Regions from separate parts of the Homo sapiens genome. Here region 2 is linked to region 1. The links are chromatin contacts, found by Hi-C or POLR2A ChIA-PET in ENCODE. All regions are on one chromosome and are shown on one strand. Each heading gives the region's core, a stretch centred on a gene start or an enhancer-like site at or near the end of the contact. The rest is flanking DNA. Distances are from core to core; before and after follow the strand shown.

Region 1 (2,700 bases), core at 64-2,563:
TGAAGCTGTGAAGTAGTTAATCAAATATTCACCTTTGGACACCTGAGATGGTGCATGTACTGTAGCAAATGGGTTGAGACTCCTGGAACCAGCTCCAGAGATTATTTTTGACATTAAGAATGGAGATATCCAAGGATATAGAAGAATTAGAAAACCCTAGCTCCCTCAAAACTTCTGAAATTGGCCAGGTGCAGTGGCTCACGCCTGTAATCCCAGCACTTTGGGAGGCTGAGGTGGGCAGATCACAAGGTCAGGAGATCGAGACCATCCTGGCTAACACGGTGAAACCCCGTCTCTACTAAAAATACAGAAAATTAGCCGGGCGTGGTTGCGGGCGCCTGTAGTCCCAGCTACTCAGGATGCTGAGGCAGGAGAATGGTGTGAACCTGGGAGGCAGAGCTTGCAGTGAGCTGAGATCGTGCCACTGCACTCCAGCCTGGGCGACACGGCGAGACTCCATCTCAAAAAAAACCTCTGAAATTCTCCCCATGGCTTCTCCGTTACTGGGAAACACAGTGCCTCTGTGTGTGTGTGTGTGTGTGTGTGTGTGTGTGTGTGTGTGTGTGTGTGTGTTGGGGAGGAAGATGTAAGAGTCTATCTCTTACCTCACCCATCACTGCCTCTGAAAGGTGAACTTGATTTCAAGTACAACAAAGCCCAAAGAGTAGAATATAAAATCAGAACAGAAAGTCCAACACTCCAAAAAGAATTGCTCATGAAAAGTTTATGGCATTCAAAATTTATAGGAAATGTGATAGGATTTCATTTTGTTGGTACTTGTCCAAGGAAGACAGAACACAAATTTGGACTGAATGCTGTTCAACGCTGTTGTCTTCTTTCCTAAGGTAATGTAGGTAGGCAGTGGGCTGTGTCCTGACAAGTCAGCTTGTTTGGGAAAGGCAGGTCTGAACCCAGCACTGTTCCATGCTAAATGTCACTGAAACACTACACTCCTCAGCTTAATGTAGAGGGAAATAGTGACTGCATGAAATAGGAATGTAACAACTGTCTCCCTATTTCATGCCAGAGCCTTAAAAGCTCTTGTCTTTTCCATGCCATTAGTGAAGCGGTGGAATATTTTAAAAGAATTTTACTAGCTCTGTTCTCCAGGCTGAAAGCACGAACAGAGTAAAAGGCTACAATTAAAATGGGTCCTTGAGTTCAGTGACAATGGCACAGTCTGAGGTGACTGAACCCAGGTGGGGTATTTAACCACCAGCAGCACGTGGTCATAGTGGAGATGAAAAGCAGCAGCGTGTCCACTGCGGAATTTGCTCCCATCTTATTCCAGGCAGTTCCACCTTGGTCAGGGGCCAGGCGTCATCTCCATGCTTTCACGTTCACCCTTAGTGTCTAAACCCCTGCTCTCTGTTGCAAAGGGGTTGACAAGGGTCCAGGTCTGTTGGGTGGTAGGTTGTCCGCTGTGATTAGTTCAGCAGCCGATGTCTATATGAGGATGGTAGCAGGTGACCCACTGCTATTTCACTCCTGGTTTTGACTATAAAATGTTCTTAATCCTTTTCTTGTAAGAACTCTAATCTATTCATTTATTTGTTTTATTTTCTCTTCTTTTTGATTCTATATGCATACAATTTTATTTATCTTAACCTGTGGTTAATAACACACAGGACTTTCTTGTCAATGAATAATTACTTATTTAAAAACATAATAGGAACTTGTAAAATATCTCCTCCTCAACATTATGCAAGATAGACCTTTAGAATATTTAAATGTATAGCTGTGTAGTTCTCTCTCATTCTATCTCCTGCCATGCCCCAGCCTTATAAAAATCCTGAACTTGGGTCATTATTATTCCCTGCCAGTAGTGTGTTGGTAAAGGGTTGACAACTAACTCTCTGGAGGAAAATAAAGCAAAGCGTAATTTGTTGTGTTTGCTGATTTCTGTAGTGTAAATACCCTCACTATGGCCAGTTTCAAGCTAACAAAATGATGTCACTAAAACTGGAGTTGGGAAAGATGTATACAGTCAGCTCCCATGAGCTGATAAGGTAGGCTGCAGCATACAAGTGGTCTTTGCTTTCTTTTCAATATAATTTGATCTAATATATTTTAGTCCTGAAAATTACTTTCTTGACTTGTTTTTAGCTTTATGAAAAGCACGTTATACTTTGCATCATCTCATTAGGCTTAGTTTTTACATTTGCTATTATATTGCTAAGATTCACCTATAACCTTGCTCTTCACTATAGTTCATTCATTTTGACTCATATGAATATGCCGCAGTTTATTCATTCACTCTTTTCAGTGCATATGTGGGTTGGTGCCATGTTTTTCTACTGTTTGGTGCTGTTGAAAACACTTTTGTATTTATGTCTTCTGATATGTGTATGCAAGAGCTTCTCCTGATGTAAACCTAGGAGTGGAATTGCTGAGTCATGTATGCAAGAGCCTCTCCTGATGTAAATCTAGAAGTGGAATTGCTGAGTCATGGGATATAGGAATCTTCAACTGTGAGATAATGCTGAACTGTTTCCCAGTGGTTTATAGTACTTATGCTCCCATCAGTAATTTATAAGTAATCCTATGAATCCATACCCTCGCTAACATTTTATATTTCTAGACTTTTTATATTTTGCTAATCAAGTGGATATAAAGCTATGTATCATTGGATCCTGATCATCAATGAAGTAAAATATCTCTATATGTTTATTGGTCATACATGTTTCTTCTATTAAATGT
Region 2 (2,700 bases), core at 153-2,652, 390 kb after region 1:
TCCAATGAAGGTAAGTAGGTCTCCAAAGAAAACCTGGGATTCTATTACCGAAAGGAGGAATGTTGCTGGTCAGACAAAAGCCACAGATGTTACTAAACCTTCCCCACATGCTTACTTTGTTTTGTTTTGTTTTGAGACAGAGTTTTGCTCTGTTGCACAGGCTGGAGTGCAGTGGCACGATCTCAGCTCACTGCAACCTCCGCCTCCCGGGTTCAAGGGATTCTCCCACCTCAGCCTCCCGAGTAGCTGGGATTATAGACGCGCACCACCACACCCAGCTAATTTTTGTATTTTAAGTAGAGACAGGGTTTCACCATGGCCACATGCTGATCTTTCACTTGTACGATGAATTCGCTCACAAGAGCCCAGGGCTTCATAAAGCTGGCCCAACAAGGGCCTCCTGATGGCTCCTGGACACAGGGGTGCCGTTGTCCAGAGTAACAGCTCCCAGACTCATGTTGGAGTCCTGAGTGCTGCCTCCCTTCTGGGCTGTGCCAGGGGTGGGCCAGGAGGCAGCCATGCCATCAGAACCTGGGCTCTGGAGTCTGGACACCTTGTCTGTGTGACCTTGGGTGTGTCATTGCACCTCTGAGCCTCAGTTGCTCACCTGTAATCAGGGCTACTTCATGTGGTTGTGTGGAATGTGTTCTGTTCATCTCCAGGGGGTGCCATTCCCCTTAGATTCCATGGGCCCTGTAGTGTGCACTTAACTGGAGTGGGGGCAGGTAAGGTATCCAGCAGCAAAGTTCAGAGGCCATGCAACCTGCCCAAAGGATCCTGGGGTGTGCTGGGGAGAACCAGAGTTTTGTTCACAATCTCCCACTCTCATACTTTTCTTTGGGGGGGCTGTCATCATGCTCTCCCACTTATAGACAGGCTTACTGTTTGCTATTAGGGATGGGGAGGTATGGCTGCAGACCGCTTTTCCCAACTTTGTGAACTAAAGGAACAGAAGGGACTTTTCTCCTCTCCCCACAGCCTCCTTCAGTGTATAAAAACCCAAGAGGAGACTCTGATTGGGTTGGGTAAGTCATGTGCTCATCTCTTGAACCAATCAATGTGGCCTGGAAATTGGGCATCTGTGATGGGCCGGGCTGAGGTCACATGTACCCTATTGTTGCCAAAGGAACAGGATAAAATGATTAGCGATTTTGGAGCCTGGCAAATGGCACAGCCTCAGAGCCCAAAAGGCTAAAGTCTTCAGTCGGTTCCAGGAGCCCTGGAAATTCTTTCCTTTTCATGATGTTTCTTTTCCATATCCAAGGTGGCCCTGGTTGGTACCCACCCTCTTAAGGCAGACTCTCTTCCAGGCAGGTGCTTTCAACATGCCCATGGGCACTGGTCCAAGGCAGGCAAGGGAGAGGTCTAGTTCTCATGCTCAAAGGCGCCCAGTAAATATTTGAGGTGAGTCAGTGCGTTGACAGGTGAGGCCTCAGGGCTTGTCTGCCCCTCCCTGGTGATTGTCTCCACCTGACCCTCAAGCTGCCCGAAGATCTCTGCTGCCCTCTCCCTGTGGTGGGTGTGATCTGGGCATGGTCCCCTGCCCAGGGTCTCCTGCCCACCTCTTTCTTCCCAGCCTCGAGGAGGGGTCCTTAGATCCGCACAAGGAGTTCCCCCTCTTAGCCTCTTAACCTGGCCTTATAATTCTATCTATTTTACAGACGAGAAAATTAAGGCTCAGAAAGATTAAATGACAAGTTCGAAGTTTCCAGCATTGTAAGTGGCAGAGCCGGCATTCAAAACAATATCTGATTTTAAATCTCAGACTCTTACCAGATTCCTCTGCCCACCATAGATTCTGGTTTTAAATACATACACCCAGAAGCCCATCCTGGCCCAGTAACTGAAATAGCAGGAGCTGAAAGAGCCGCACAATTTGAAGTGAGTTTCGTGGAAAATTCTGTGGTCCAGCCTTGGCAGGAAGTTGCCAAAATAGTCGAGTGTGGACCACAGGTGGAACCTCCTTGCATCTGGGCCCAGCTAAGGTCTAGAGGTCCCTGAATATAGACCCTCTCCAAAAGGCAGTCATTCCAGGGGGTCCAGGCAGAAGGTGGGAGGAGCTGCCACACATGCCCCACGGCACTTATAGGTTCAGCAGGCAGGACCCATGTGACCCCAGCTTGGCATCTTCCCAGACACAGCCACTGGCAGTATCTATGACCAGGCTGAATTTAGACACGGGGTCCAAAATACTGCTACTCATCCCACCACCGACCCCAGCAACCTGCACCCTCCTCACCAACATTCACATAGTACCTGTGCTGTCCTCGGCATTGTTCAGAGGGTACACTGCTCCCTTTGCAGAACCTCTCCTGTCTGGCCCTCAAGGCCAACCTCCCCCTCCCTTTATGGTGAATGGGGTATGGGCATGGAGTCTCCTGCCGTCTCTCCTCTTCCCTCCCAGATTTGAAAAGAAGTCTTTGGACTCTCACCAGGATATGTGATATCCTGATATGTCCAGCCTTAGGGTCTTCTGCTGTCCCTTTCTGAGAATCTGTGCTTGCTGGGAACCCAGGACAGCTCCAAGGACAGGAAGGACTGAAGGAAGGGGCAGTGTGGTTTGGAGAAAGATCCCAGATTCAGGAATACGACAGAACCGGGTTTGAACCCTCATTTGGCCACTCACTCACTGTGATAGGCAGACCGATGCTCCCATCCCCCCAAATACCTACCTCCTTATCCCCCAAACCTGTGAATATG

What was found. A loop is a pair of places that touch in the nucleus more often than their neighbours do. ChIA-PET counts read pairs that join two places held with the same protein, here RNA polymerase II (POLR2A). Pooled maps may share reads with other maps.
Region 2: a map of mammary epithelial cell shows a loop between it and region 1 (24-fold over the local background). The contact joins two enhancer-like sites. A Hi-C loop is called at or near these places in 2 of 168 maps with a recorded cell type or tissue (PC-9 and mammary epithelial cell) and 2 of 50 pooled maps. POLR2A ChIA-PET finds 5 or more read pairs at or near these places in 1 of 52 experiments (MCF 10A).

The regions. Positions count from the first base shown.
Region 1 is chr9:33,619,489-33,622,188 of GRCh38, reverse strand. No RefSeq gene overlaps it. Among named protein-coding and RNA genes, the nearest start is that of PTENP1-AS, 56 kb to the left of the region's middle. Within about 2 kb of position 1,313, at least 2 of the 41 ENCODE cell types and tissues checked have a DNase peak (open chromatin) inside an H3K27ac peak, as active enhancers do.
Region 2 is chr9:33,228,278-33,230,977 of GRCh38, reverse strand. No RefSeq gene overlaps it. Among named protein-coding and RNA genes, the nearest start is that of SPINK4, 11 kb to the left of the region's middle. Within about 2 kb of position 1,402, at least 6 of the 41 ENCODE cell types and tissues checked have a DNase peak (open chromatin) inside an H3K27ac peak, as active enhancers do.